5 separate regions of the Mus musculus genome follow, and regions 1, 2, 4 and 5 are each linked to region 3. The links are chromatin loops, found by intact Hi-C in ENCODE. Cell type or tissue: heart. All regions are shown on one strand. Links, peaks and the distances in the headings refer to the core of each region. The heading gives the core; the rest is flanking DNA. Region 1 holds the start of Gm41453 (a long non-coding RNA gene). Region 2 overlaps Gsk3b (glycogen synthase kinase 3 beta). Region 3 overlaps Gpr156 (G protein-coupled receptor 156). Region 4 overlaps Timmdc1 (translocase of inner mitochondrial membrane domain containing 1). Region 5 overlaps Gsk3b (glycogen synthase kinase 3 beta).

Region 1 (5,000 bases), core at 1-5,000, 490 kb before region 3:
CTTTGTATCCTACCCTTAAGGTGAGCCTCTCATAGCATAGTGTTATGGGGTCCTCTTGGATCCAACATAACTCAAAACCTCAAATCAGCGCAGAAAAGAAAAGCTCATTGCAACCAAGCCACGACTGATTGATTGATCAGGAATGCAGAACAGACTGGGGAGCTGAACTGCAGCCCCGAGACAGAATGCTATAGAGCTTTTAAGCATAAAAATCACAAGCCATCACCATCCATGCCAAGTGCATTTTCCAGCAACCATGGTTCAGGGATAGGGGTCCTCCCTGGGAACATTCCTTTGTGGTACATGTATTTTGTTCTCAATAGTCAGTTTGCTCAGTCGTGGGAAGGTGGCTTGCCCAGCAGTCACTTCTAACTTACCAACCAAGATGTCACTCATCCAGGGAGGTCTTGGGAACTTTGTTTGACTCCCTATTCTAAATGGAAGTTTTATTCAAAATGACTTCAGTTTGGTTCCTTCTTACAATAGTATCTGGTGACTTTTATCTGAACTTTAACCTTTTAAAAAAATTTTTTTTTCGGATGCTGAAGGTTATGAAGTTATAAAAAAAGGTTAAAGCGGATGTTGGTCTTCTAATTTTCATTTGCTCAGTGTATGTGACTCCTAGTCTAGTTGATAGCTTCAGGGTGATTATGGTCAGATGTCTGAAATAGAAATCTCTGTTTTAAAACCCATAGTGTCCTAGAAATCTCTTCTAACCAACTACTCCATCTTTGATACAAAAGTGCCTTTTGGGGAAATGAGGATTGGTAAAAAACACTTATTGCATCTAACTTATCAAGTCTTTTTTAAAAAATAACTTTATAAAGGATTTATTTATTTGATGTGTATCAGCACACTGTCACTGTGCTCAGACACACCAGAAGAGGGCTTCAGATCCCATTACAGATGGTTGTGAGCCACCATGTGGTTGCTTGGAGTTGAACTCAGGACCTCTGGAGGAGCAGTCAGTGTTCATAACCACTGAGCCATCTCTCCAGCGCAACTTATCAAGCCTTAATGACTTCTTCCAAAGAAAGACTCTTCTTTCAGACCTTGCCATGCTACCTATCCTCTGAATGCAAAGATTAGAGAATCAGTCAGCAGTAGAGATACTTTCAAAGTAGTCAGCAATCATTGGTGTCTCCAAGAAAATAGAAAGTTTTGGAAAACCAACAGGGATTAATCTCAGATGCATCCTTCCTTTTTGAAACAGGGTCTTGTCACAGTCTCAAAGTTTCTTTGTGACGCAGTCTTTCTGTTCTCCTGTTTCAGGCTCATGAGTGCAGAGATTGGAGATGTGTGCCACTCGAGTTAGCTTTCAGACTGGATCTTAAGAGCAACAACTTTTTTTTTTTTTTTTTTTTTTTTTTAGGGCAGGGTTTATTTCAGTGTCAGCAACAGCTTAGCCATCAAAAAATTAAACTCTACCCAGGGCGACAGAAGTCTCTACAACGAGGCTAAGGGCTCAGTCGCCAGGCGGCAAACATCAAGGGTGCATGGCGGGCACTGCCCGGGTAATAAGTTAGGAAGCAGCAGTCTGATGGTGGCGAGGACCAGCTTCACTTCTGGGCCGGCATGAGGTCGTCGATTGCCTGACCCTGCTCGAGCCGCTGCTCCATCTCAATGAGCAGTTTCACTCCGTCCACCACCATCTGCACCAGCTCCACCTCCGAGAAGCTCAGGCGGTCAGCATTGGAGACATCAAACACGCCACAGACAGCAGCGGAGTCCACGCCACCTGTGCCTCGCTTCTGAAGCCGCAGCCGATTGAGCACCTCCGAGAACTTCTCGTGCTTCCCCAGGTGGGGCAGCTTGATGTGCACACCTGCCCGCAGTCCGGTGCCCAGGTTGGAAGGGCGTGTGAGGATGTAGCCCAGGTGAGGGCTCCACATGAACTCATAGTTCTTGGACTTGAAGAGAGTTTCGATTTGAGTGAGGCCGGTGCAGAATCGGGTGAACACTTCCTTCATGTTGCCCCCCTTCTTCATGGAGATGACCCGCAGGTGGTCCTCCTCGTTGATCCACACCAGGAAAGTCTTATTGTCATTGTGCCATATGCCAGCAAGCATCCGGCCAGTCGCGGGCCATGCTGGAGGCCAGCAACAGAGGCGACACAGGCTTGTCGAAGAGGAAGTGGTCGTCAATGAGCTGCTGCTGCTCCGCCTCGGTCATGCTCTTGATCGCATAGAACCTGCCAGACAGGTCGCCATCTAGGCTGGACAGAGCTTCTACTGCCAGCTTCTCGATGGCGCGGCGCTCCCCGCGGCTGCAGTACGGGGTGGGGTGGGGGAGCGGGGGGGGGGTGTAAGACAGAAGCCGCGGATGCTGCGGCCTGTGCGCACCAACGAGCTCAGCACGTAGTTGGGGTCCAGGTCATTGCCACCCTGCAGGTTGTCTGGGTTGAGGTAGGTCTTGTGCTCATCACTGGGCTGGTAGCTGCCGTGCCGCTCCTCAATAATGGGGTCGAAGAGTTCCTTGAATACGTCGTAACTCTCCTTGTCGCCTGCCACTGCACCCACTGTCATGATGTACGGGTGGCCCGGATTGTCTACGCCAGTCTGAATGGCGTCGTCCAAAGTAAAGCCGCTCGGCGTGCAACTGTCACGAAGCTCGGCATACAGCTCGGGGGTCAGCACCTTGGCCATATGGTTGTTGTGGCTGCTCAGATCAGGGAATTCATCCTCGGCCGGGAAGCGCAGCTTCTGCGTATTATGGCTGTTGGAGAAGGGTATGGCGAAGGCAGCGGGCGGGATGCCTGTGCTTGCAGCTCCTGGCGCAGCGCAGAAGAACGACCGAGCAACAACTTCTTATCTTTGGAATTTGCATGTCTAGAAGAATGCTAGGCATACAGTAGGGGTCCAGGATATATATATTTTTAACAGTGAGTGGCCAGAACATGATGAGAACATTTTTTTAAAAAGATTTAATTATTGTATCTAAGTACCCTGTAGCTGTCTTCAGACGCACCAGAAGATGGCGCCAGATCTCATTACCAGGTGGTTGTTAGTCACCATGTGGTTGCTGGAATTTGAACTCAGGACCTTCGGAAGAGCAGTCAGTGCTCTTAACCACTGAGCCATCTCTCCAGCCCGAGAACTTTTTTTTTTTTTAAATCTGAAGTTGCCATAGATTTACTGTAAATATGAGCAGAGATTAGACTGATATACTGAAGATGTGCTGAGCCCTACTTACAGTGTCTGGTCTTCTAGGAACTGATCGTGATAATAAAAATGGTACTTACTGTGCTTACAGAAGCATTTGATGATGACAACGATGACGACGACTGTTATTACTGCGCCGAATCCTGCCCCAAAGAGCACAAGTGTGTTCTTGCTATCAGGAGGGTCTTCTGGGGCTGTGGAAAGAAAAGAATCGGTTGTGATGTGCTTCCTCCTGCTGGGTTCCCATCCTACACCTCTTCAGTATGTACCTGTGGAGAATCTTTTACTTTGCCAGATCATCTCATGGACACACAATTGCTAGCATTCCCTTGCACTGTCCTATATCCAACGATATAGATATTGCACACGAAAAAAAGTAAACTGAATTCTTGCACCTACCGAGCTAACTTGGCATGGGGAAGATTCTATGGAGAAAGCGTAAAAGCTAACTTGTCTTCTTGGCTCATTTCTGTGGCTGCTATGGCCAGGCCTTATCGATGTCATAATCTAGATATACCTACTTATTCTCCTCTAGCTCTGCTGTGCCTCCTCCCGTTCTCTTGCATGTTCTCCTCACGCCCTCCACCTTCACTCATGTTCCACACAGTGGCTGCCTTAAGGTTTGGGAGGTGCTCCACATTCTCTTTAAGATTGATTGATTGATTGATTGATTTTCCTTCCAGGTTTAAGTTTGGGGAGGGTTAGGAGAACTAAGAATGACTAAGAATTGGTATTAAGGGATCATTCTGGAAGTCACTTTTGTGGGCTAGCTTCTAATGAGCTTCTAGATTCATGAGGCGCAAAAGAGGGATACAAAGACTGCCGAAGCAGGAGGAGAAAGAGGTTGGTGTGTGTTGCTGCCATCCAGTTCTCCTCACTGGGGGCAACAGCTATGCCATTTATTTCTCAATCTTTCTGGGAATAGCAACATCTGACAGCGATACCTTTTGACAGGAATATTAGCAACACCACCTCTCTGGCTTCTCTGGAATGACTTACCAGAAATTATTGAACACTAACTCGTTTTCGATTTTCCCCATTACCAAGCCTCCTGGGTGAGGTTTGGCTTTCAGCTTATTTGAGCATTTGACACCACGGACTCCCTTGTCCTCGGTTTCTCTGCTTTGCACTCCTGTTTCAGCTTGTTACACTCATCTTTCTTTGCAGGAACGTCTTCCTCTTCTCAGCTTCTAAATGCCATTGATTCTGTAGTGTTTGTGTGGGCGTGGTCTGCCTTTATCATCTAACCCACACTCAAACCTTGAAAGGCCACCTCATTTCTAAATTTGAACATTACAGGTCTTATCTCATTTATGGACCCCAGATGTATTATAGATCCAGCTGCTGGCAAAATGGTTGGAAGCCAGGTGATAAAAACTAAATTGACTGTTTTCTTTCTTTTTTTTTTTTAACATTTATTTATTTATTTATTTATTTATTTATTTTTATTTTATGTGTATGGAATTTGCATATATGTCTGGGCACAACAGGACAGAAGAGGGCATCAGATTTCTCTGGGACTGGAGTTAGCCACCACGTGGGGGATGGAAATCAAGGACAGCTCCTCTGGAAGAGTAGCCGCGCTCCTACCTGCTGAGCCTCACTGTGTCCTTAAAGCACATCACCTGCTGCCCTCATGTACCACTGCGGTGAGTGGTACCCCTAGTCACCTCAGCGAGAGTGACACATTCTCCTTGTTCCCACCTCCCAGCGGGCTTCTGTGGACTTCCTATCATCTAGCAGAAGACTCCCGATTCCTAGCCCCACCCCCATCACCTGCCGGAGTTTGGATCTTTCTTACCTGCCTCCTACTAGCCTCCAAATGCATCTCACAAATGA
Region 2 (6,514 bases), core at 633-5,632, 200 kb before region 3:
TATAAACACAGAATCAAAAGTAATAGGTCAGGAGTTGGGCATGGTGACTCACACCATGCCCAATTGGGAGGTAGGGGCAGGAAGAACAGAAGTTCACAGCCAATCTCAAGTATAGAGTTCAAGGCCAACCTGGACTATATGAAACCTTGTTCAAAGACACACACACACACACACACACACACACACACAGAGAGAGAGAGAGAGAGAGAGAGAGAGAGAGAGAGAGAAAGAGAGAGAGAGAAATGGTTTATGTAATAAAACATTTACAAATCATTGGCATGTGTTCTCCAGGTAACACGGCACACATCAATCCTACAGCCCATTAATCTCAGACCCTGTGTAATCCACTAGTCATTTGAAGGATGGCTACACCCAAGTGTTCATTTCCTTGTGAGAATAAGGAAGAGGTGATTACACAGTTTAGTTTTTTTACCTATGTGGTTGATAGTTTCTACTGTTTCTCTCTCTGGTTGCTTCAGGGGTATTTTGTATGCATCTCTCTAGCACTATCACAGTCTACTGTACACTTTGTAGTGACAGATACAACCCTCTTAACCATATTCACTTGTTGCACATGGCTGTTTTGTAGGAAACAAATTGAACCCTGAAAGCATCTTTAAGAGGAACCACCTGTCTCAACATAAGAGGTAAAACAGACAAATGAGGAAATAGCAATCTAAACACAATTAAAAATATGGAAACAAACCTCAGGAGAACTCTAAGTAGGTACAGCTAGAGGAGATTGTCTCTCCCGCTTCCCTACGAATACAGCATTGAATGTGGAAAGTGAAGCACTCAGGCAGAGATTCCAGAAAATGTGTATAGAAAATGCTCAGGTGGGTTGGTACCCAGGGTGTACTTCCCACTTCTCGGAGGTGAAAGGGAGGGGCTGGGAGTAGGGGCAGCATGAGGTGGGGCTAGGAAGAGAGGGGGGCCTGCAGTCAGGATGTAAACTGAATAAATAATTAATTAAAAAAAGAAAATGAAGAGCTATATTTTTAATCCTAGAACAATGTCTAAACAACACAAGGAAATATTAACTTGAAAAGTCGTGGCAGTTAGTCCTTACTGTTGCCTGGGTAGGATTTACTATGAGGGGCTTCCATGAGCTGGGGTCCTGGATGAACTAGAGGAGAAAGCGGGCTAAACCACAGCATCCATGCGCTCTGCTTCCCAGGTAGGAATGGAGTGTGAGGGCTGCCTCAGGCTCCTGTGGCCGTGCCTTCCCTGCCTCGACTGGACTGTGTCCCCTGACTGGGAGACAAACCAAATCCTTCCTTCCATTACTGTCAGGTGCTTTGTCTAGGTCAGAAATAACTGATAAAAAAGCCGGCAGGAGCAAGGCCTGGCGGCTCACACCTATAGCCCCTGCTCTCAGGACACTGAGGCAGAACTGCCAAAGCTGACAATAGACAGGGTTACAAAACAAGTTCAAGGACAGGCAGGGATAGACAGTAATTCCCTATCTCAAAATTAAAACAAAGCCAACAGAGCCCCTGAGGCCACTGACATAATAAAAACACCAGGGCTGACACAATCATACAACATAAATTAAGGACTCTTGAAAACACCTTGATGGAGAGCGAGGAGCTGGTGTTCATGTAAGAAGATCCACGAGGCAGGCAGATGGGACAGAAGCAAACTCTATTCACACTGGCAGCTAAGGTAGAAAACAGTATGCTGATAGAAATAAGGGCTGCTCAGTGAACAAAGGTCAAGCTAAAAGTCTAAAACCTAGGGAGACCCCATGACAACAGAGCAAAGCCAACACCACAAGGAAAAGACATTTTAATAACCACTACAGCTCAACTTTGAAAGGCCTAGTTGTCACATTAATTTTTAATAGGTTTAGAGAGCATTTTACCTGATTTAACACAGCTAATGTTTTAAAATTGGACAGCTTAATTTTTTTCATTTTATGGATAGCATATTTAATAAGGACCGTATCACTTCAGAAACAGAATGAAGTTCAGTTGGATTTTAAGAAATAGGATTATTTTAATCTCCAAGAAACTTTGATGAAAGATACCTATTCACAAAAAAGAATACTTACTTATGAATTCCGTATAAATGAAGTCCCTCAACAACGTGAACTCGTCACTTTGCTCTATGCACTTTTCTCTAAGCACGGCAGTGCAATGTCCTAGTGAGCTCTTAATTGCCAACCTGACACAGCCTCAAGTCACCTGAGAAAGGAGTCTCAACTGAGGAACAGCCGGGATGAGACTGGACTATGGGGTATTATATGGGACTGTTCGTTGACTGATCCAGGAAAGCCCAGCCCAATGTGGAGGCACCACTTGCTGGGCAGGCAGGTCCTGGGCTGTGTAAGAGAGCCAGCTTAGCACGGATCTGCCAGTAAGCCGCCAAGCAGCATCCTTCCAAGTTTCTGCTGTACATCTTTAGCTATGAATGAGCTTCCTGGTCAGAGGTAATGCTGTGTGAGAATGGAGTAAACAGGCTTGTCACCAAGTTTCTGCTCTGACTTTCCTCAATGGCAGACTGCGACCTGGAAGTGTAAGCCAAATAAATTCTTTTCCCCTGAGGAGCTTTCGGTCAGCGTATTTTTTGTTTTGTTTTGAAATCACAGCAACAGAAAGGAAACTAGAATATTCACGTAGTAAAAGAGGAAGGAGAAATAATACTTATCACTCAGAGGTGGAATCACACTTCTATTGTAACAGAGTTTATGATCTGTCCATCTATGCAGAAAGTATCTTTTCTTCTGCCCATCATTCTATACTGTAGAGATGGGCAGGATGAATGGAAAATCAGGGATCTATCTGCTACATCCCTTTGGGATGTTTGTTCATCCCTTAAACAAAATCGTTTCAGCTAGATCTGGCATTGTCTACATTTCTTACAATATTTTTTCACCCACGAGTAACAAATTGACCCCACATGGAAAACATCAAAACAGATGCCAAACTGACATCCTGAAGTAAATAAATAAATAAACAAACACCACAGAAAGTATCTATAAAAAGCTCTGAAAAGGGTGTTTCTTGCATAGGTTTTTTTTTAAAAAAAAAAAAAACCAATTTTCTTATTTTTTGAGATAGTTATATCATTCTCCCGTTCCCTTTTCCCCCTCCAAACCTTACCACTTCCCCCACCCTTTCAAATTTCATGGCTTTGCTTTAACCTTTCACACATAGACAGGGACAGGTGTTGGGGGGGCGGAGCACACAAGAGCACTCAGTCAGAACGATGTTACTTGTATTACACATTGTCAGAGATAACCATTTGGACTGGATATCAATTAAGTATGCTCTTCCCTGAGAAAGCTATCTCTCCTGCTCTCAGCATTCCTTAGTTGCCTGTAGCTCTTAAGCTAGGGTTGAGGTCTCCTGAGCTTCGCCCTCTATGGCTGTCTAAAACCGACTGAACAAGGACTACACTACATCACAAGGACAACAGACAAAACAACTACAATAGGATACAATGCATGCAATGCATTACAACTACAATACTCAGAAGGGATTAGTTGCTTTTTTATGGCTCAACACCAGAGGGCACCAAACTTCAAAGAAGGAGCTGCAGGTGTAGCCGTTTTGTTTAAGCTGCTGTGTAGTAAAGAAACTATATTAGAACTGGTACTCCTCTGCTCAAAATCCTGCAGTGGCTTTCTAACTCCCTAGAATATAGTATGCACCTACTGCCCACAGCTCTAGGTTCCTCGTTCCTGGTACACTCAATCTATCAGCCCTGCATTCACAACCACAAGCTGTATTTAAAACAGGCCTGTCTTCAGGTAAACTGCTAAGCATTACCTTCCTCTTTAAATAGTTTATGTGTTTCCATGGTGAAGACTCAGTTCAAGGGTTAGATTCTTAAGAAGAAGCCTTTCCAGATAGCACTGCAACAGAAACCCAGCGTCTGCACACTGCTCACACTGCTCAGTTACCAGAGATGACACAGCCCACTCCTTGGTCTCGCTTGTTTCCTCTAAACCTACCTTTGAGCTCCTTCAGTTCAACAACTTCTACATTCCAGGCCCAATCCCAAGATAAAATCCTTCACTAACTCAATACACGCAGCTACAAGGGTGTATACCCTGAAAGACTTTCTAAAAGGATAAGGGGTGTGCTGGCTAGTTCTATGTCAACATGACATAAGATAGTGTCATTTGGGAAGAGGGACTCTCAATTAAAAACAATACCTCCATAAGACTAGCCTGTAGAGAAGTCTAAAGTGCATTTTCCATGGCTGAAGATTGAAATGGGAGGACCCATGTCACTGTGGGTGGTGGTACCACTGGGCTGGTGATCCTGTGTGCCATAAGAAAGCAGGCTGAGCAAGCCATGAGCACAATCCAGTAAGCAGCACATCTCCATGGCCTCCACTTCAGTCCCTGCCTCTAGGATGCTGCCTTGAGTTTCAGCCCTGACTTCCCTCAGTGATGGAGTGTGGCCTGAGAACTGCAAGCTGAAATAAAGCATATCGCCATCCATTTATTCAATGATGATGACATCACCATCTGTTTCTTGAACGATGACACAGGCTGGTGTCATTCACATCTTGGCTACGACAAACAATGCTGCAATGACTATCCGAGGGCGCAGCTTTCACACTCTCAAGTATTCGGGATAGATACTCGTGCAGGAGGGGACTTGATCATGCTATAATTAAACATTTGTCTTCTAAGGAACCTTCAAATATTTTTCCATACTGTCTGTGCTAATTCACAGTTCCATGGATTGTATAAATGTTCTCTCCTCCACAAAAGTGTAATAAGAAAGATAGATTCCAACTTTATTCTTCTGAACATACATACCCAGTAGTCTAAGTACTACTGCCTGTAATTACGGTTTTCTCACAGTGAATTCTCTTAGAATACATGTCAAAAAAAAAATCAATTGGCCATAAATGTAAAGATTTATTTCTTGGCTCTCAATTATATTCCATTTCTATACGCATGCAAGTTCTACATTCTCTTACTTACTGTAACTGCATGATTAGTTTTGAAACTAGGAAGTGGAAGCCTTCTAATCTATTCTTTATTAGAACTGTTTTTAGCTATCAGCCTTTGCTTCATAAACTTGGAAACAAGTTCTGTCCTTCCATAAAAAGGTAACTATTCTGTGATTATATAAAAAAAACCATATGAGCACCAAAGTAAAACCATTCATCTGCTATATATTTGCAGAAACAAAACATTAAAAAAATTCCAGGTGAATCTCAGCCTAAGCAGAATATTCAAGAAAGGGCAATGTCTGAAAATCTTGGGGTAAACAAACCCCCAAATGAATACTATTTCTGTTTCTGCAATTTTAAAAGTAGGAACCAGAGGGGTTAAGGACACCAAAGAAAACTCACAGAATCAACTAACCTGGACTAACTGGGGCTATGGAGAGGGAACCTGAATGGGTCTGACCTAGGTCCCCTGCATATGGTTGTGTGTACCTTGGTCTTCTTGTGGGACTCCAGGGAGCAGTAGGAGCAGGGCTGTCTCTGACTCTTCTGACTGGTTGGGGATCCTTTTCCTCCTACTGGGTTGCCTCTTCCAGCTTAATTAAGGAATGTGCCCAGTCTTATTACAACCTGATAGGTGTTTGGTTGATACCCATGGGAGGCCTGCTCTGTTCAGAAGTTCTGAGGAGTTGATGGGAGTGGGGAGAGGGAGAGATTGGGATGAGAAGAGGGAGGGGAAGCTGAAGTTGGGATGTAATATATGAGAGAATGATAACAAAAATGTATCACTCCCTTTGAGATACACAGGAGGTCTCTGTATCTAATGCCTAGTTCTTATTTCTTCTAAGAACTGAACACCAGTTCAATAATCCTAGCGTAATACTGGAACTAGGACTTCTTTCATGTTTCTCTTGTATGTATCACACACATATATTTAAAAAGTACAAAGGGTCTCATAAATACTGAAGAGTACTTTGTACATTTGAAAAAGCCCTTCTCCAAGATTGCTTTGTCCTTACATGATTTCTACCACTTGTTTCTAATCAGTAAGAAGAAAGCAGTATTGTTGACAAAGTTAAGAGTTCAGCCTGAAAGTGCAAGGCCAGCATTGTCTATAGAGTGAGTTCCAAGATAACCAGGGCTACATGGAAAACCCTGTTTTCCAACACAACAACAACAACAAAAAGAGGTGACCACAGTGGTCTCAGCTGTGAAACCCAATTCCAGAGAGTTAGGGAAGATGACCTCTTCAACTATATTTGGACCCAGTAGCTTTAAATCCCTATTTTTCCTGATATTAAAAGGAAAAGCAATGTTAAATTATGACACAGATCTTAAAATAATCTGATCACGTGGCTGGAAAGGTGTCTTAGCACAGACTGTTTTCCCAGACGTTTGATTCCCAGAACCCATGTGGCAGCGGCTTACAATGATCTGTAATCCTTCCAGTCTGAGAATCCAAACGATCCAACACTCTCTACTAGCCTTGGAGAGCACTATGAACACATGTAATACACAAATGCACATACAGGCCAAAAAGAGGGGGGGGGGGAGAGAGAGAGAGAAAGAAGGAAAGGAAAGGAATCCATACAATAAAAAT
Region 3 (6,514 bases), core at 779-5,778:
CGCTAGGTAAGTATTCTGTTGGTTGACCTGCATCTCCAGCCCCTCCTATCCATCATGGGTTAAATTAAATGTATACTTAATCGATAGCCTTTTGTTCTGCTCGACTGTGAACTCCGTAAGATGAGAAAGCGAGTCTGGCTTGCTCATCAGCGTGTAACGCTGTGACTAGTCTTCACCTGTCTGTTGTAGGAGTGGGATGGGTGAGGGTCACTGGGGTGATGTTGAGGGAAAGTAGAAGAGTGACTGGGGCAGAGAATATTGCCAAAAGGAACATGTGGAGTCATGAGGGCATGAGGGGTCATGAGAACATGAGGGACCACGAGGGCATGTGGGATAGTTCTCACATGGCTGGAGATCCCTGCAGGGAACCTGCTAGGCAAGGTGTGGCTTACTTCTGTTAGGAGCCTCTCCATGCAGCTCTTCTCATCTCTCAAGTGGCAGCTCGGGTCCTCATCGAACTGGCCGTGGAAGCTTTTGCTGGGAGTGCTGAAGTATTTGGCCATGTGTCTCATTGTTTGGTTTTCTCCTTCAAATGCCTTCCATTGCTTCAGCTGTTAGTAAAGAAGAACACATGTTATTTATTTAATTACACACCCAGAAACACTTCCCTTGCTCTTTCTCATAAATACCAAGGAATGACACAGTCACCAACACACTCAGGCACAAGCTGTTTACTCCCCAAAATGCCATTTCCTCTGCAGCATTCATCGATTGCTGTGACAGAAAACATGGAGAACAGTCAGGTTTCGTGTTTTAAACGTGTCTGAGGATAAGATGGAGTATGATACAGAACACCCTCTCTGTTGTTAAAGTGTCGAAGGAAACAGGAGGAAGGACATGTCTAGAATGGTATTCTAAAGCTCTCATTGGAAGCCGACTAAACCTGAATGTGTCTATGAAGCTAATCTTGGTCATCAGTCAGTTGTTGAGGAGTGCTGTGTTTTTTGATATTGAGAGTCCAGTTCATTGTTGGAGACTTTTCTAAGCCAGATTAATGACCAAAGCACAAATAGAAACCAACTTATGTCAATGAAAACAGAATGTTTGGGCTGGAGAGATGGCTCAGTGGTTAAAGGCACCTATTGATCTTCCAAAGGTCCTGAGTTCAATTCCCAGCAACCACATGGTGGCTCATAACCATCTAGATGGGATCTGATGCCCTCCCTCTTCTGGTGTGTCTGAAGACAGCTACAGTGTACTCACATAAATAAATAAATAAATAAATAAATAAACAAACAAACAAACAAATAAATCTAAAAACCCAGAATGTCAGCACATGGCCATATTTTCTGACAGGGAAAGTGAGGACAGGAATGTGACTTTTCCAAGGTCACACAACACTTTTGACAGACTCACAACTGTAACCAAAACCACCACAGCTTGGATTCTCATCTAACTGATGAAGAGACAGATTGTTGGGGATCGAGAAACTGTCCTTGGGGAGCGATCTGGGGAAACATGGTCTGGCCCACTTTTATAATAACAGGGGTGATCTAGCAAATCATCAGACAGGAGTCTGGTGCGGAGTTTGGGATGCTGTGTCTACCTAGTGAGTACCACTGATATGAAGGACACGGTCCCTAGTGGTAAAGGTAGGAACCTTTTACCCTCTGTCTCAGCTCCCCTTATGGGGACATCTCTGCAGGGATGCCAAGGATTGGCTCAACACAGGCATAAGGCCATATCAAGCCTTGGGGCTCACGTCCCCTAAGCTGATGGAGCCACATTTTGACCAAAGCTCTCCAACCCCTTTTGGTCCCTCCCTTCTGAAGGTCCCAGTCCTTGAGACTTGACTCTGTATTTTCTGGGATATCCATTACTCAATCCTCAAGGGTCAAGGTAGTTCCTCCAAAGGACCAGCACATTTTTATTTCTGGCCTCTGGGTGATGTGGATGCTATAGGCTGGGTTATAGCTCTTCACAGTTCTTCCTTATCTCTGGGTCCTTGGAACTTGTTGACTGTAACCTAAGATGGCAAGTAGAATTTTGTGATGGTGATGTTAAGGCTTGGGGATGGAACAATTATTCTGGAGTATTCAGGTGGAGTCAATGTCATTACCAGAGTCCATATAAGAGAGAAGGAGGAGCCTGATGAGGGTGGTGGCGCACGCCTTTAATCTCAGCACTTGTGAGGCAGAGGCAGGCAGATCTCTGTGAGTTCCAGGACAGTCAGGGCTATACAGAGAAACCCTGTCTCAAGAATGAGAGGAGCTGGGATGGAGAGAGGGAGGAGGGCCAGAGAAGGTGGAAAGAAAGAGAAGGAAGGGCAGCCATTAGAATGCCCCATTGCTGGGTCTGAAAGGGAAGGAAGGGCCTTAAAGAAGGCAAGTAGTCTTTAAAAGCTGAAATAGTCAGGAAATGGAGTCCCCCCTTTTCTGAAAAAAAAAAAAATTGTAGATCAGGTGATACCTTGGTTTCAGTCAAATAAAGCCCATTTTTGATACTTGCCCTACAGAACTGCAAGATACTACATTTGTTCTGCTCAAAGCCATTGGCACCTATTAGAGCAGCCACAGGAACTCCTGTGGGAGTACAGCGTCATCTGTAACAGGCCACGCCGTGCTCCTAGAAGCTCAGAGCTGCAGAGGATCCAGGGGATCCCAGGTTGGTTCCCAGCACAGGAATGGTGGCTCGCAACTGTCTGTTCCGTTCCAGGGGATCTCGTACTCTGTTTTGGCTTCTGTGGGCACCAATAATGCACCTGGTACAAAGACATACATGCAGGCAAAACATTCATACACATAAAAAAATACAAATAAAGTCGACTTTAGCAAAGAGGCAAGATGGCACAGTGGGTAAGGATGCTTGCTGCTAGGCCTGGTGACCTGGGTTCAATCCCAGAGACCCCCCCCCCCTAGTGGAAGGAGAGAATTAACTTCTCCTTTGAGTTGCCCTCTGGTCTCCATCCACGCCCATGGCATGTACACACATCATACGCCCATGCACATATACGTATGCATATGCACACACACATACACACAAGTAAAATAATTTTTAAAATGATAAGATGAAAAGGGATATTCCGTCCTTGGAGCTCCTCCCACTATTGGGAGCTCTTTCTCATATTTTGTCTTATCTCTTCCGATCTGCTTGCTGCTATTCTCTCAAGACTGTCCTCCAACGCTCGTTTGATGTGAAGATGCCACAAGTTTTAGCAAAGTCTGGGGAGGCTTCCAAAGCATTCAATGCACATTGTAATTCTTCTTATGAATACTCCCTATGAGACTTAAGGAGGCGAAGGGCCCTGTGCTTCACCACATGTCCACAGTGGCTAAGATGTGACCAAAGGATACCTGAATAAGTGAAGGAAGCTTTTCTGTACAATTCTCCAGTCTTGTGGTTCCTAGATAAAGGGGACAAATCCTAAGTGTGTCGTGTACGCTGGGCAGGAAAAGCAAATGTCCTTGGAATTTTGTCTTTCGGAACGGAATGGAAGGGTGGGGGATGGGAGTTGGGGGATGGGTCACGCTCAGGTCGCAGAAGCAGGGGTTGTCTAATGGCTGGCGATGACCTCAGCGCTTGGCATCAGATACACCCAGGCATTTCCTGACAGCCCATGTGTGTACAAGCTTTTTGCCTTATATTCGCTTCACCCTGCTCTCTAGCGCTGCCTAGAGACGCTTCTAAGTCACAGCAGATCTGAAGGCTCTGGCCAGCCGGGGACTCATCTCCCTGCAGCTACCAACCGATCCTCTCCCAGGTTCCCTGGGACACTCCCATAATGTGCTCAGCTGTCTCACCGCCCTGGGGACTCAGTGTGAGTCTCACAAGGAAAGCCATGCTTCTGCCAAACATCTTTGGGCCAGAGATGAAATCAGTTTAGGGACAGACCTCGGTCATTTTTCTCTGATGAAAAGAACTTAGACCCTAAATCTACAATACTATAAGATATGGTTTAGTCTCATACCATGGTCAGTTTAAGAGGGAAAAGAGAGAGAGAGAGAAAGGGAGGGAGGGAGGAAGGAAGGGAGGGAGGGAGGGAGGGAGGGAGGGAGGGAGGGAGGGAGGGAGGGAGGGAGGGAGGGGAAGGAGGAAGCAGAATGCTTGTGTCTGAGGCTCAGGATGCACAGGGTTAGAGCGAGGAGCAGAAACCAAACTAGGACCATGCAGGGAGGTTGTGGATTCCCTCCATTTTCAAAGGGCATTTTGCTCAAATCAGAAAGCCTTTCCTTTAAAATTTCTTGGTGATAAGTTCTTTCTCCCCTTCTCCCCTTCTGCCTTCCTCCCCCCCCTTCCCTTCCTGTTTCCCTCCTCTCTCCCTCCCCCTCCTTCAGAGATGAACTTCGCCCCTAGACCGATTCTTCATATTCTTTATATTTTTTAATCAGTCTCTTATTTTTCTCTGTCTTTTGCTTCCTTCATTTCTTAGCTCAATACTTTTGTAGTGTCCAGATTGCCCACTCAGTGCTTCAGTTCAACCTAACATCATTTTTTTAAATCCCTGTTCAATATTTCATCATCTAAGACTAGATTCCTGGCCTTGTGGTTTACTTTTGTTGAAAAGAGGCAATGTCCTTGGAATCCTATTGACCAAGCAAAATAAATAGCTTGGAACATTTTCTACTGCGGAAGAAGGCATCGTCACGAAATCTTCAGAGGCTTGTTCACTTTTGTACCTGTGTGTTTTCCTTAAGAGACCTCTCCTCCTGAATGTATACCCTTACATGGAAGGAACTAGAGTCTCCTAGTGTAATAAATATAGTTTATTGATCATAAGCCGACTGCCATCACACCAGACATTACATATATTCAAGGCAGAGAGAACATAAAAGGGATATATCAACAGTCTCAGCCTGCTCCCCGTCGCCCCCAGGACAGTACAAAGTCTGTCTCTCAGAAGCCTTCTAGGCAACCTCTAGTGTTCCAAATGATGTTCTGGGGACACCTCTAGCTGTAAGGGAGGCTGACAGAGCAAATGCTTAGTTCTTTTCTAGGCAAACAAGAAAGGAAAGGAGCAGGGAAAGAAGTCTAGGAGGCCCAAAAGTTTCTCTTTGCCTCCCATCTCCCAGGAAGAAGGACCCCCACCCCCAGCCCCAACCCCTAGCCACCCCACACACACACCACCCCCACTCTTCCGGCATCCCAGACAATGAGCCTCTATTTCTAAGGGGCCTTCTTCAGCCCAGTTCCTACAACAACAAGATGCTGCAAAAGTTTCTCTGCTTATGGTACAAAGGCTGCACCCAGCCACAGAGACTCATGTAGATGCTCAAGTCCCCACCCCACCTCCTCCCGCCCCCCACCATGCTTATATTTGGTCGAATGTTTTGTTGAGAATTAGTGAGCAGAAAGGAGACTGGAGTGCCCATGCATCCGGAAGTTGACTGTAACCTTCTATCAGTCAGCAGTGGAATGAATCATTAGTTTTCACTCCAGGAAGGGGGATCAGAACGGGGCTAGCCTCAGGGGGAAGAAGAGCAGGAGAGAAAACGAAAACATCCAGTGGCTAGGTCGTTAAGGTGATGGATGAGGGCCTGCAGCCCATCAGCTCAGAAAACAACCACCAGCACTTCCCCTGGGCTTAAGGGTTCCTTCTACCTCTCTATGCCCGACCTCTGCTTCCGCCCTCCTTTATTTGATTTTATTCTTAACCTCTGCAATAGGAAATACATTAAAACCTCTCCCTTTCATAAAAAAGGAGATTCTGTGTTTCCCTCCAATAAGAAGAAAGGGAAAGCTTACTATGTAGCCAAGGATGGCCTTATCTCCTGCCTCCATCTCCCAGGTATTGAGATTATAGGGGCACACGACCACACCTGGCTAGGAAAACCATTCCCTGTCATGAAGCAGACATTTTTCTATGAACCTGCAATCCCAAATTAGAAAGGGGAGGGGGGGAAGGCTATTCTCTTGAAAGTTAGCCTGGGCTACACTGTAAGTTCCGAGGCTACGTATCAAAACATTTAAAAAGAAAAAAAAAGTCTTTTCTCTTAGACTAGTGAAAAAAAGAAAAAACTATCTCAAGGACTGAAAAGACACAAAAGAGGGGTTGATCAGAGTGGGGGCTGGGTGGGAAGTAGGGGTGAGGTCACCTCAAAAGACAGGCCCCACCATGGTAGTCCTCTTTGGCCTGACTAGGAAGCAGAACTTTCCTCTTCTAGGCACCGAGGAGGTGCAGAGGGGGCCCCAGCCCCTTCTTCTGACCACCCATCGTACCCCACGAAGAACCCTGGCCAGCACTCTGAGCATACCTGGGGAATGAAGACACAGCAGTTCACAGTGGTTGTGCAAACGAAGATACCTCCGGATGTGAGTCCAAAGACCAGATTGGGCCAGGAGTGCAGGTATCTGGTGACCACAAAAAGCAGCCCAGCGGTGAGGAGCAGGAGGTTGACCCCGACCATGATGGTTAAGGACTGGTTCACTGGAGGAGAGCTGACATGGTTGGTCAGGCCAGCCAGGTAAGCACCATACAGCAGCAGCAGCCCCTGCAGGAGGAGCAGGGACCAGAGGCACAGAAAGGGGGGACCACAGGTCACAGTAGTACCACTGGGGCCAGTGTCCTCATCAGTAA
Region 4 (6,514 bases), core at 701-5,700, 510 kb before region 3:
TTTGAGTGAAATGGTTTTCCCTCTTCTTCCCCAGCACAGTGAACACTGGACTAACTGTGTATCGAAATAAAGACGCCATGAGCCATTTTGCCATTGCAGGAGGTAAGGCAGTTTTATTCTCGTTCACATTTTAATTTCAAGTATGTTTAGAACATATAGGATTTATGAATCTGAACTGCAGATTTTTTTGATTGGCTTCACACTGTATCTTTCTCAACATTCATACAAAATGTACTTATGAATAGCCTCATATTTGACCCTTGGTGGTTATTAAAACAGACAGATCTTCCGCTTTCATTAAACGTTGCCCATGAGGACGGGCAAAAACAGATCCTGTGACAGAAAGTGACAAGTAGGTGTGACATGGATATGACATGGATGATGTTGGAGGAGACCTTTCAGATCATTTAAGCTGCCACCGGCAGACTGGGAAGGAGCAAACTGGAGGACAGTGGGCTAAACAGGGCGTCAAGAGGGGCTCTTCCCAGGGTTCTGTGGAAGCAGGGAGCTGTCTCAAGCACAAGGCTGGGAAGTAGCTTGAGGTGAGGCTGGGCTGTGAAGTACAAAGATCAGATTTTCCCATGGCAGGAGTTTGGGTTTCTTTCAAGCCCCATTCCTCTAGCAGTGAGAGACCATTTATGGAGCACAGGACTGCTGACATGCCTTTTATCCCGGCACGTGGAGCTCTCTAGAGAGGAGCACAGGAAATGCTGTAGCCAGGAAATTGTTTAAAACAGTTACAGTCAGGGGCTTCTGTCACCGTTAGCTTAAGGATTTGGTGATGTTTGGGGCCACAAGTTCAAGGCTAATCTAGGCAGAATCTAAAAACTCTATACCTTTAAAAAAACAAAACAGAACCAGAGAGAGCAATGATAGGGATCTGTGTGTGCTCAGGAAAGACGAGTGTGGGCCCTGAAAGCTGCTCTTCTTGGTTGCTTGTAACTTCTTCTGGGCACAGAAAGTAAAAGCCAGGAAAGATAAAGTAAACTGAAGCTTACATGCGTCGTTTTCTAAGCCACGGACAAATGCGTTGGCTAAAGGTAGACACTTTAGTCACAGCTTACAAGGAATTGTTGACTGACTCTTCCCAGGAAGCAGACATGGAAATCATAAAACTCAGAGCAGACATCAGTGCCCGTGCTCCTCAGGAAAACATATATACTGGATCTAGGCAGGCACTCCTGGAGAAGCAGAGCGTGTGAGGGGTGCGGTTCAGCTCCAGGGCTGTCTGCTTTCAAGCTGGGACTCCCAGCTCACAGCCATAATCCAGCACTTGGAGGATGGACGCAGGAAGATCACAAACTCACACTCTTTCTTGTCTGCATAGAGTTTGGCGCTAGCCTGGCCCACATGAGCCTTTGTCTCAAAAAGATAAAAAGTTCATTTTCAACAGTATTAACAGCAAGACATGGAAAAATGGGGTGTGGGGTGGGGGTTGGAAATTGCTACTGAAGGAAACTATCTCTTGGACAGACGTGACAAAGGATCAAGTAATGTCAAAGTGTAATGGTAATGAGTCTTCACGTACAGATAGATAAAGATAGGAAATTAGACAGTAGTCAAAGTAGCTGGTGTTGCTAATGCAGCGGTGGGAGTTAAGTAACAGTTCACTGCAGGACTAGGGCTAGGACTCAGTGGGCAAAGCACTTGCCATGCAGATGGAAGGGCCCGAGTTCAAATCCTCAGAACCCTGTGGGAGCTAGATACACAGCATAGGTGTCTGTGATTCCAGCGTTCCCACTGGGAGATGGGATGTAGAGACGGGGGGTCCTTGGACAGTTAGGGTGGAAAAACAACAGAGTGACCCTCGTCTTGAGAATGAGGAGCCATATCTGAAGTTGTCCTTTGAACTTTACATACATGCTGTGGTATATATGCACACATGCACATGAACGTGCATCATACACAAACACAAATGTACATTTTTACACTCACAAAAGTATTAAAAATTTGCTAAAGAACTCAACTGTAGATTTAAGCAAGCAGAGGGAAGCATCGTCCAGGCATGGTGTCTTCATAGCTGTAAACTCAGCGACTGGAAGGTAGGGGCAGCAGATGCCTCATGCTTGAGTGCAGTGTGGGCTGGAGAGTAGCAGAATGTGTGGAAAACAGTTTTTGTTTTCTGTTCTTTAAGAAAGGGTTTCTCCATGTAGCCCTGGCTGTCCTGGAACTCACTCTGTAGACCAGGCTGGCCTCGAACTCAGAAATCCATGTGCTTCTGGCTTGGAGCCATCCCAAGTTCTGTACTACCAGCCCAGCTATAAATTTTTTTTTTTAAGGAAGACAGTTGAAACAAGATCAGTATAGAAAAAGTAAATGAATATATAATAGTTAAATAGAAGTATAAACCTCAAACTAAACACCTAAAGTTTTTTACCACCTAAGATGGCATTAGTTGTAAAGAGGAAAGATAGCTGGGATGTATTAGTGCAGTTGGTGGAATGCTCCCGTCCTATGCACTGCTCTCTGGGTTTATTCCTCAGCACCACACACACTCTAGGTGGTGGTGCATGGCTACTGTACACTCAGAAATAAGAAAGTAGAGGGCAGAAGGTCAGAGGTTCAAGGTCATTCTCAGCTCCCTGCTGAGTTTGAAGCCAGCATGGGTTATAAAGCTGTGTCCTAGAATTGGAATTCTGGTGAGAAGAGGTGCACTCTGTGTATTGACCAGCAGGTGGCACTGTATGCTAAATGCTGCCTCTGCAGGTCTGCCTGATGCACAGTTTAGTACCCTAAGCAGTACAGACCAGTGAGGCTAGGAGAAGGCATAGTCTTCTGGGGCAGGTGAAGGGCTTTGTTGTTACTGTTGCTTGTTGTCGATGGTCGGGCACTTGGAAGGCAGAAACAGGCAGAACTCTTGTGAGTTCGAGGCCAGCCTGGTCTAAAGAGCAAGTTGCAGGACAGCCAGATCTATACAGAGATATTTATCTGGTAGGGGAACAGAGATGTGGGGGATGAAAGAGGTGAAAGGTGTGGAGGAAGGTGAAATAAACTGTCAACTTTTAAGAAGAAATGGGAAAGAAAAGACTGGGATTAGTGCCATAGGAGGGACTGAGGGTTCATACTTACAAAATGTTTTCTTTCTGACTGTAAAGCAGGCAGAAAGTTACCTTCATGGCTGTTACTACATCATTCATGCTGGGTTCAGAAAGCTCACTTACAGGTCTGTGTTTTTTGTTTTCTGTTTTTGTTTTTTTTAAACATTTATTATATGTAAGTACACTATAGCTGTCTTCAGACACACCAGAAGAAGGCGTCAGATCTCATTACAGATGGTTGTGAGCCACCATGTGGGTGCTGGGATTTGAACTCAGGACCTTTGGAAGAGTAGTTGGTGCTCTTAACCACTGAGCCATCTCTCCAGCCCGAGGTCTGTGTTCTTACTGTGAGAAAATAGAAGTGCAGCATCTAAAGATGATTTAATATTGTTTTCTTTCCCCTTTTTAATAGCTGTCACAGGAGGTCTTTTCAGAATAAACTTAGGTGTTCGAGGCCTGGTGGCTGGTAGTATAATTGGAGCGTTGTTGGGGTAAGTGTTCACTTGGTTTAGCCTAACTGTCTGTCTACTAAAGAGAATAACTATAAAGAGCAAATTTAGTCCTCCGAGACTTTAAAAGATATATGTCTTATGTCAACAAGGGCTGTGACTATTCAATTCCTTATTGGAGGGGGGAGAGGTTCTGAGAGGATTGAACCCAGGACAGCCAGAGCTACATAGTCATGGGGCTCTCTGTTCAGTTCCATTGCAGCTCTTTCCCATGTGATGAAGTAGACAGGTCATGTGAACATCCCGTCAGTCATCCTGTCCCCAGCTGTCTTTGCTGCAGTGCTTTTGACACTGCCTTGACATCCTTGCGCCTCGGTTTTTGGGAAGGCGCTTACAAAGACAGTCTAGTCCTGCCATCCTCGTGTTTTCCCGTTGACGTTCTTCTGAGTGGGTTACCCTTCCTCTCTGCTTTCCTACCCACCCACCTTCCGACCACTCTGTCAGGGTTGGGAGACACTGTAAATTACGGTTTTCTTTTCTGGAGGGAGGGGACAGAGAGGTTTGAGATGCTCTGTAGGCTAGGCTAGACTTGACCTTGTTATCATCCTTGATTTCCTGAGTGCTAAGATTATAAGCATGATATATCATGCATAGCTAGATTTATGGACTTTACAGGTTTGTTTTTTTTTTTGTTTTTTTTTTTTTTCAAGACAGGGTTTCTCTGTATACCCTTGGCTGTCTTAAAACTTATTCTGTACACCAGGCTGGCCTTAAATTCACAGAGATCTGCCTGCCTCTGCCTCCTGAGTGCTTGAATTAAAGGCATGTGCCACCATGCCCGGCTGATATGTCTCTACCTCCCCAGCACAGGAGTCCCCTGTCTCCACCTCCCCAGTACAGGAGTCCCCTGTCTCCACCTCCCCAGCACAGGAGTCCCCTGTCTCTACCTCTCCAGCACAGGAGTCCCCTGCCTCCACCTCCCCAGCACAGGAGTCCCCTGTCTCCACCTCCCCAGTACAGGAGTCCCCTGTCTCCACCTCCCCAGAACGGGAGCGCAGGCACATGCTGCCACACCTGACTTTTTATATGGATGCTGGGCATCCAAGCTCAAGTCTCCTCTCCAGGCCCTAATGAAGTTGTTTTGTTTTTTGGTTTTGATATTTATTTATTTTTATTTCATATATATATATATATATATATATATATATATATATATATATACATACATATATATATGTATGTATGTATCATTAGGTCCCTTGGAAGCAGTATAAATTAAACCTGGGTCCTCTGCAAGAGCTATAAGTGCTCTTAACTGCTGCCCCTAAATCAGTCTCTTAGGATGGACCTGGTGACATAGCAGCTGTCAGGTATACCAACCAGACTCTAGAGTATGAAGATGTTTAATGACTCTGTCCCTCAAAGCTAGTAGTTTCCTTCTTCCACCAAAGGATTCCCATCCATGTCTTCCTCTCCAGGGCTGGTGCTATATGGATAAACTAGTCCTTGCATTTCCACTCTCTGTCTGTGTGTCTGTGTGTCTTTTTAACTACGTATTGATTGTGAGCTTCCATCATGCTCCCCAGTCTCACTTGTCTCCCCACCCCCTGGTATCCACCCTTGCCCTTGCAGCTTCTTCCTCCCCCAGTAAAAAGCACAAACAAGACAGGAAATACAGCAACACACAGAAAGCACCGTGGAAGCTGTGGTGTGTCACAGTGTCACACAGTACACCCCTCTGCCCACACACCTTCGTTTGCAGATGTTCACTGCAATGAGTCATCGTTCTGGTTTGAGATCTCTGGCTTCTGTGACACCCTCAGTATTGGATTCTCAGGAGGACTCCTCCAGGTTATCCTGTGGTTGTCCTGTGTCATGGAGGTCCTGCAGCTTTGGATCAGTAGGACTGACCTTTACATGTGCCCTAACGGTTCACAGAAGATACAGAAGTTAGGGTGGCCCAACTCAGAATCCTACATCTAGACCAGGGTGCTAGCTGACCTGGTCAGCCCCTGGCTACTTGTCTTCTATCTAAGCCACCCAGTGCTGCCATTGGCAGGAGGCAGGGTCAGCTCTCCCACTCTCATGCCCTCATGTCTCCAGAGCCAGTGCCATTGTGCCCAGTCAAGGTGTGGGGCCCACTCTCCCAAGTGCTGCTCCTTCTCTCATGCTGTAGGAGCTGGTTCACCCACTCCCTCTCCACCAGGATTAGCTCTATTGTGCTGCCCAGGCTAGATGCAGGGTCCACTTTCCCACCAGTGAGAGGCAGGCTCAGCTTTCCCACTCTGTGACCTCTGGGCCAGCTCTCCCAACTACCACAGGAGGTGAGGGGTAAGGGGTGGGAGGGCATCACCCCCTTTCCCACCCCACATCACAGCAGATGAGTGGCAGGGCCTGCTCTCTTATGTTCACACCCACTGGACCAGCTCACCTGCTCCCCCTCCACCAGGGCCGACTCTACTGTGCTTCCCAGGCGAGGTGCAGGACCTGCTCTCCTGAGTGCTGCAGCCAGCGAGGGGCAGGGTCAGCTCACCAGCTCTCATGGCAGAGGACATGATTTAACAAACAAACAAACAAACAAACAAACCATTTCTAGATCTATTGCTGTTTTATACCAGTCAAAGAAACTACAATGATTGTTTTCCTTCATTGTACAACCCAGGAAGAATATTACCTTAAAATTTTCTCTGTACCTGACCGTGCTCTGCTGTAGATGATTAGGGCCCTCCTGTGTTGAGCAAGCTAATGACTTTGTCCTTGAACTTTGTGTTCTGCCCTCAGCGCGCCCATGGGAAGCTTGCTGATGGCCCTGGAGAAGTACTCCGGTGAGACGGTTCAGGAGAGAAGGCAGAAGGAATGGAAGGCCTTGCACGAGCAGAGGCTGGAAGAGTGGTAAGGAGCCTGGAAAGGCACAGCCCAGACAATGGACGGAGGATCTCAGAAGCACTGCTCCGGCCGCGGCAGTTTGCTCTTCCTGAGCTGTCAGTCCATCTAGTCTGTATTGTCTTCTAAGTCTGACCATTAGAG
Region 5 (6,514 bases), core at 943-5,942, 140 kb before region 3:
GATGGATCTCTGTGAGTTTAAGGCTAGCCTGATCTACAAATTGAGTCCAGGGCAGCTGGGGCTATTAACCTTGTCTTGAAAAATAAAATAAAATAAATTTAAAAAAGAAAGTGACAAAACAAAAATGTCAAAGATTAAAGTCTGTGACATCTAAGTGACTGAAGACTCACCACTAAGTTACATTGCTTTGTGTACTACATTAGAGCACTATTGACACACAAAACCCAAAATCCTCATGAAAAACTAAAAATCATAATACACCTGTCACATTAGAAAAAGAGATAAACCACTCTGCCTAATACTAAAATGTCTTGGAATATATGGCTTAACAGTTCTTACCCTAGTTACATGACACAAACCATTAAAATAAAATTGGTCTTTAAAAACTGTCACCATCCCTTAGGTTGAACACTAGAGCAGGGGCACTTAGCTAGCACAGCTCCAAACCCTCTTGCCAGACAGAGACTCTTGTAGCTCCCTGCTGTTTACCACAGTAGAGAAATCCGAAATATATCAGTCATAATACACCTCTCATGAAAATCATGAAAAGACCTTGTGCAATGTAACAACCACGTTCCAGTCAGCAAGATGGCTCAGCAGGTGACAATGCCTGCTGTGCAAGGAAAGAACCCAGGCTGGAAAGTGGAAAGGTCCTCTGCCTCCACACGTGCACAATGGAATACATGATGCTCACACCCATCACACACACACTTATACATAAAAAAACAAAGACCGTGTTTCACTGGAGGCTGTTAAGTATAGAATACAAATGTGGAATGAACATCCAAAAACTCAAAAGCCCAACTCAAGAATAAGAATTTAAGAGATTCTAGCACTGTTGTTTAATTTTATATGCAATTATGTGAATTAATAAATCTTAATGCAGTTTGCTTATTTAGCAAAGCCAATAATTTAATGGGTCTTTTTCCTTTTTTAATTAATTTTTTAAATTTCATCTGCATTGGTGTTTTGCCTGCATGGAAATCTGTGAGAGGGTGTCAGACCCCCTGGAACTGGAGTTACAGGCAGTTGTGAGCTGCCACTTGAGTGTTATGGATTGAACCTGGATCCTCTGGAAGAGCAGTCTGTGCTCTTAGCCTCTGAGCCATCTCTCAAGCCCTTTCTTTTTTTGTTCTTCCTCTTAAAGAAGCCAGTTCTTAAAATCCAGAGTTGAGAAAAAGCAACAGGTTTTTAGGGACTGTTACTATGTCCCACAACCAGGAGAATGGCCCTGAAAGCATCCAGGTGCTGCTCCCGAGACCTGAAGCATGCAATGAGGTTGGCAACAGCTACACATAAAACTCTCCCTCTGCCTCAAGACCATGGTCTCCATGTATGGCACACACTGACAGGAGTGCAACATGCCATCTGGGGCTGCCGAGAGGCTACCAAGCTTCCACTGTGTAGAGGGAGAGTAACACTAACTATCATTTCTTAATCACGAAGGGAAATAACAGTAATTTTTAACTAAGATTATGGTTGTCAGAACGAGAAACACTGGCTGCTGTCAATTTTCAGGTTAAAAAAAAAATCAGCTCTATCTTAACTGCCTAAAGAACAGCTATTAAAGCAAGACATTCTCCTAAAGTAAACAAACTGGCTTAGATACATGAACAACATAAAAGTCACAAAGGGAAATCAAGAACCTCAGATTGAGACAAATTCTAAAATCTCACAATGAGATTCAACTCTTCCTTGGGGACTTTCTACACCACAGCGTCATTGTTCACAGACGCTGGGGCAAATGGAGCCTAGGAAGACAGAAAAGGAACGCCAGGAAATCAGATAATGCGGTCAGTCCTAATGGGCAGCAGCTTAGTCCAGGGCAGTTCCTATGCAAACCTTTTATTAAAAAAATGTTTTTCAACGCCACATAATCCTATGTAACGCATTAGGGTAAGCTAAGCAAGCAGAAAGAGTGACCTGAATCTGTGTGTCTGAAAGGGCTGGCCTGTGCTGCACCATGCTCATTTACTGCATGCAGCGCTGGCTCTGAACGCACAACATGAGCACTCTGCGCTGTGCTGCCACAACACAAACTGCCAACAAGGGATACCACCTGGAACACCTGGATTCAGGTTTAAGACTAGTGTACGTTATGAACTACAGTGGTTTTTACTATACATATAAACACATATAAAGGTTTTTGCTCTTCGACTTTAGGGAGAGATGACTCAGAACCCACAACTGTATGTATGCAAAGCTCCCAGCTGAGGTTATGTTCCACGGTCACAGAAGAGCCACAGCAGGAGCTCGAACAGAGGCATGCACTCGTGCTCGTGCCTGGGCATGTGTTCTAGGAGTCCATGTTTGGGAAATGAAGAAGCTACCTGCAGTGCGTGGGTTGGCTCACCTCGCTTAACAGAATCCCCACAGACTTATCCAAAGGCTCATCTCTCAGATAATACCAACATCTGTCAAGCTGTTAATACTACGTCAACACACTTCTACCATGCTATACTATGTATTTATGCAAAGCAGTATTCTCAGCATCGATCATTATATAATCAAGGTATTCATCAACTATGAAACCTCTGAAGTGGGGGACCAGTGGTACTGTGCTTACCTCACATGTAATTCTGAAGAAATTCTGTATCATGTAGTAGCAAGTATTTACCGATTTAATTATTTATGTAAAAACAAACATCTATGTCATTAGTACAAAAACTTGATTTTGTCTTAGTAAGTGGGAAAATTATACCTATAATGAATTTTCTGAAATATATTTGACTTGTTAGCAGTAAATGTACACTGTATTATGTATATTTGTTTTAGAATTTTAAAACGTCACTATGTTCTGTGTGTGTGTGTGTGCTCCTGGGAGTAGTTTTTCTCCCACCACTGTGGGATCCAGCGGATGAACTCACATCATTAAGTACAGTGAGCGTCCTTACCCACTCAGCAATCTTACTGGCACTGTACACCTATTTTCTATATTGATAGACCTGGTATTGCATAGATTCGTTTCAAACAAAAGGGGGTAACAAAGAAGGAAAAGTTTATAAAGTCCTGAGACCCTGCAATCAATTACCACCTAGGTCAGACAGGGAATAGGCCTTCCCTGGTGGCCTAACAGGACCACTGTGACTGACCCAAAAGGAACAGTAACAGAACTGGCATAAACCCTCATTTGTATGAAGGAGGGTCACTTTTTGAGCCAACTAATTAACACTCCTGTATTGCCTCCCCTAGTGCTGCAACATTAGGCTCAATAAAAAGATTTTCCTGAGTGGGCTTTTCTTACCTGCTTCTAGTGCAGCAATCTGCACTGGAAGCAGCAAGAGGTCAGCCAGTGACATGAGAGACAGGACAGTGGCCGCAAAGTCGGGGCAACAACAGATGCAGCAGTACAACCCACTATAGAGGGTGCAGTTTCCAGCTGTTTTGAAAACTGCAGAGGAGATGAGCCTACTAGCTGAACTGCAAAACCAAGGAAATGCTGCCCCTGCCTTGAAGAGCAGCAGAAGCACGGAGCTGCCCAGCAGGAATCAGACAGTAGAGGGCGAGCTAAGCAGCCGACAGGCAGAGCTTCAAGAGCACTCAAGTGGCCAGGTGCCCTTAGTTACAGAGGCTATGAAACAGGTTACAGCCAACAGCAACAGAAGCAGCAACTGGGGTGGGGGTGGGGAATGGAGAATGGGGATGGGGGTGGGATTAACTACCTCCCAAGCAGTGGCAGTCATAGTAGCTACAAAGCAAGCTATAACAGTAGCTGCTGTAAAGAGCTGAGAAACCCAAAACTTAGGTACATAAGCTGCAAAGCCAACTGCCAAGAAAGGCTGGGGAATTCTTAAAGAACCATAACTGTTCCAGTAAATAGGCCTACACTGGAGCTACAAAACAAAAGGTGCTACCCACTTGTCTTAGTCAGGGTTTCTATTCCTGCACAAACATCATGATCAAGCAGCAAGTTGGGGAGGAAAGGGTTTATTCAGCTTACACTTCCACATTGCTGTTCATCACCAAAGGAAGTCAAGACTGGAACTCCCACAGGGCAGGAACTTGGAGGCAGAAGCTGATGCAGGGGCCATGGAGGAATACTGCTTACTGGCTTGCTTCACCTGCCTTGCTCAGCTTGCTTTCTTACAGAACCCAGGACCATCAGGCCAGGATGGCACCACCGACCATGGGCTGGGCCCTCCCCAGCTGACCACTAATTGAGAAAATGCCTTATAGCTGGATCTCTCGGAGGCATTTCCTGAACTGAGGCTCCTTTCTCTGTGATAACTCCAGTGTATCAAGCTGACACACAAACCAGCCAGTACGCCACTATTGTTAGCCTGCCTGCTGTCACTGCTGTCAAACACTAAGACACTGGAAGGAAGGAAGGAAGGAAGGAAGGAAGGAAGGAAGGAAGGAAGGGAAGGAGGAAGGGAGGGAGGAAAGGAGGAGGGGAGGGAGGGAAAAGGAAGGAGGGAAGAAAGGAAGAGAGGGAAGGAGGGAGGAAAGAAGGAAGGGAGAGGGAAGGAAGGAGGGGAAGGAGGGAACAAAGGAAGAAGGGAAGGAAGGGAGGAAGGGAAGGAGGGAAGGAAGGAAGGAAGGAAGGGAGGATGGGAGGGAGGGAGGAAAGAAAAGAGGCCAAGACCAGTACTTGAAGAGCTTCTCCTTGCCTGCCCACTTTCCAAGTACAGTCGGAGGACTCCACCCAGTTTACAGGTAACTAACCCCAGGTTTGGAAGCATCCAATCTACTGCTGTATATTTGTAATAGGGAAGGGTGCCTCAGAGGGTTCTCCTGAGGAAGCTGCGATGGTTTGTAAATTCTTGGACCAGGGAGTGGCACCATTTGGAGGAGTGGCCTTGTTAGAATAGGTGTGACCTGGTTGGAGTAGGTGTGTCACTGTGGGTGTGGGCTTAAGACTCTCACCCCAGTTGCCTGGAAGTCAGTCTTCCACTAGCAGCCTTTGGATGAAGATGTAGAACTCTCAGCTCCATGCCTGCGCCATGCCTGCCGGGATACTGCCATGCTCCCACCTTGATGATAATGGACTGAACCTCTGAACCTGTAAGCCAGCCCCAATTGAATGTTGTTTTTATAAGACTTGCCTTGGTCATGGTGTCTGTTCACAGCAGTAAAACCCTAAGACAGAAGTTAACCACTCACTAGGTAGTTTGGCTCTTTTAATGCTACACTATATAGAGGGTGCTCAATAAATCATACTCTCTGAATCCTGACTTACTGACGTCCCTGTCTGCTGTGCTCTTTTACCTCTGACTGTGACCTACTGCGGTGCTTATCACAAAGTGCTATACTTAGTAAAAGTATTGGCCCCTTAGTTAAGAGCTCTTAGGAAAACAGAGGTTATCTTGATCATTTCCCTCCTGCTTATTATTAGCACAGGATTTAGCACAATCAAAGTCCTCAGCAAATGTTTGTCTCAGGATTAGCGGAGGCTGTTCCAGCAGCAGCACCGCTACACTTGGAGGACTGACTGACTCCACGCCTCACGGACAGTGCTTTCACTTCTTCCTACGCTTGCCACTGCTCCGCTCCAAATCCCGGGGTTAAAGCACACAAACGCCTTCAGGATGGCAAAATATGATTCAGGACTTACTGGAAACCGGCAGCATTTGCCACATGTGGGTTTGCAGAGTCCAGAAGAGTTGCTGTTTCCAAACTCTCTCCCAATCATATGCGATGGGCTTTGCTGTTATAGGAGACATCGCTGTCCAGGCCCAAAACCTGTGTTCAGCAAAACTAAACCTTCACAGACTTCACAGAAAAGTCTGGTAACAGGATCTACCAGCTACCCAGAATTTTACTTGGAAATAGCTATACTTGTTTTAAACTAGTTTTAATTAACATTTCTATCTTCTTTTAAGTATAATTGTACTTTAAATCAAGCAATAATGTCAAAATAAAAATGAACTGCACTAGTTTAATTCTGAACTTAAATATTATTTTACAAAATTTTTAGCTAATTTTTTCAATCAAACCAAACCGAAAATGAATAAATATTTGACTCGATCTAATCCCACACTTGAAATAATTACACCATAGATTTTAGAAACAAGAATCTGATATCGGAAAGGTATGCGTGGTGTGCCCAAGCTGCTCTGACTTTAGAACTCTGACGTTTACATTTCTGATGTGCTTACCAAACTGCACACCTGAGAAGCAAAGGTAGACAGTCAGTACCTTTTTTTTTAAAAAAAAAAGGCTAATTTTCCAGATTACCAATGTAGTAATACACGATACACAGCAGGAAAGAGTTACTTATAAGTACTTACAGTAAAAAAACCAAAAAAATTACTTTAAGATCTATGATTCTGAATGAGAGTTTCTTGCCCAGCCACAAATCCAAAAGAAAGACAGAAAAGGTTTCACAGAACTGGTGAATCTAGTTCTAGCGCTTCCTGAGTGCAGCATCAGAATTAACACTGCCCACGTTTCACAGTGGATTTGGTCTGTTAGGACTTACCACTCAGCCTTTTCATCACTAATGCCGCCTGCCTTCTGACAACCCAGTGACACAATGTAGAGACTCACTCAATTCTGTTTTCCACAAAAACAA

What was found. A loop is a pair of places that touch in the nucleus more often than their neighbours do. Peaks named below come from ENCODE experiments on the same cell type or tissue, not always from the same donor. Only the 100,000 strongest peaks of a DNase experiment are listed, where the experiment ranks them.
Region 1: it touches region 3 in a loop (2.8-fold over the local background); 3 of 42 quality-filtered maps call a loop at or near these places.
Region 2: it touches region 3 in a loop (6-fold over the local background); 25 of 42 quality-filtered maps call a loop at or near these places.
Region 4: a loop joins it to region 3, with 2.8 times the contacts of the local background. A loop is called at or near these places in 4 of 42 quality-filtered maps.
Region 5: a loop joins it to region 3, with 5 times the contacts of the local background. A loop is called at or near these places in 9 of 42 quality-filtered maps.

Annotation. Positions count from the first base shown.
Region 1 is chr16:38,480,975-38,485,974 of GRCm38, reverse strand. Cd80 (CD80 antigen) reads right to left here. Exons shown (of 5, transcript NM_009855.2): 4 at 3,242-3,355. Gm41453 (a long non-coding RNA gene) reads left to right here and starts at 3,092. Exons shown (of 3, transcript XR_876066.2): 1 at 3,092-3,422; 2 at 4,461-4,528; 3 at 4,652-5,000. It also overlaps the pseudogene Ck-ps3. In heart, for the core only: a CTCF peak has its summit at 2,966 (motif pointing right); DNase peaks (open chromatin) are centred at 2,144 and 2,604; H3K4me3 peaks cover 1,457 bases; H3K27ac peaks cover 441 bases; H3K27me3 peaks cover 270 bases.
Region 2 is chr16:38,194,479-38,200,992 of GRCm38, reverse strand. All of the region lies in intron 7 of Gsk3b (glycogen synthase kinase 3 beta), which reads right to left. Among named protein-coding and RNA genes, the nearest start is that of Gm25617, 40 kb to the right of the region's middle. In heart, for the core only: a CTCF peak has its summit at 3,506 (motif pointing right); no DNase peak of the experiment used is centred there.
Region 3 is chr16:37,991,914-37,998,427 of GRCm38, reverse strand. Gpr156 (G protein-coupled receptor 156) reads right to left here. Exons shown (of 10, transcript NM_153394.2): 8 at 6,192-6,428; 9 at 393-551. Among named protein-coding and RNA genes, the nearest start is that of Gm36225, 6.9 kb to the right of the region's middle. In heart, for the core only: a CTCF peak has its summit at 3,615; a DNase peak (open chromatin) is centred at 3,557; H3K4me3 peaks cover 772 bases; H3K27ac peaks cover 1,355 bases.
Region 4 is chr16:38,502,427-38,508,940 of GRCm38, reverse strand. It overlaps Timmdc1 (translocase of inner mitochondrial membrane domain containing 1), which reads left to right. Exons shown (of 7, transcript NM_024273.2): 4 at 35-102; 5 at 3,451-3,529; 6 at 6,269-6,379. Among named protein-coding and RNA genes, the nearest start is that of Timmdc1, 17 kb to the left of the region's middle. In heart, for the core only: a CTCF peak has its summit at 2,671 (motif pointing right); no DNase peak of the experiment used is centred there.
Region 5 is chr16:38,134,486-38,140,999 of GRCm38, reverse strand. The region is part of intron 1 of Gsk3b (glycogen synthase kinase 3 beta); the gene reads right to left. Among named protein-coding and RNA genes, the nearest start is that of Gm25617, 20 kb to the left of the region's middle. In heart, for the core only: a CTCF peak has its summit at 3,481 (motif pointing right); no DNase peak of the experiment used is centred there; H3K4me3 peaks cover 344 bases.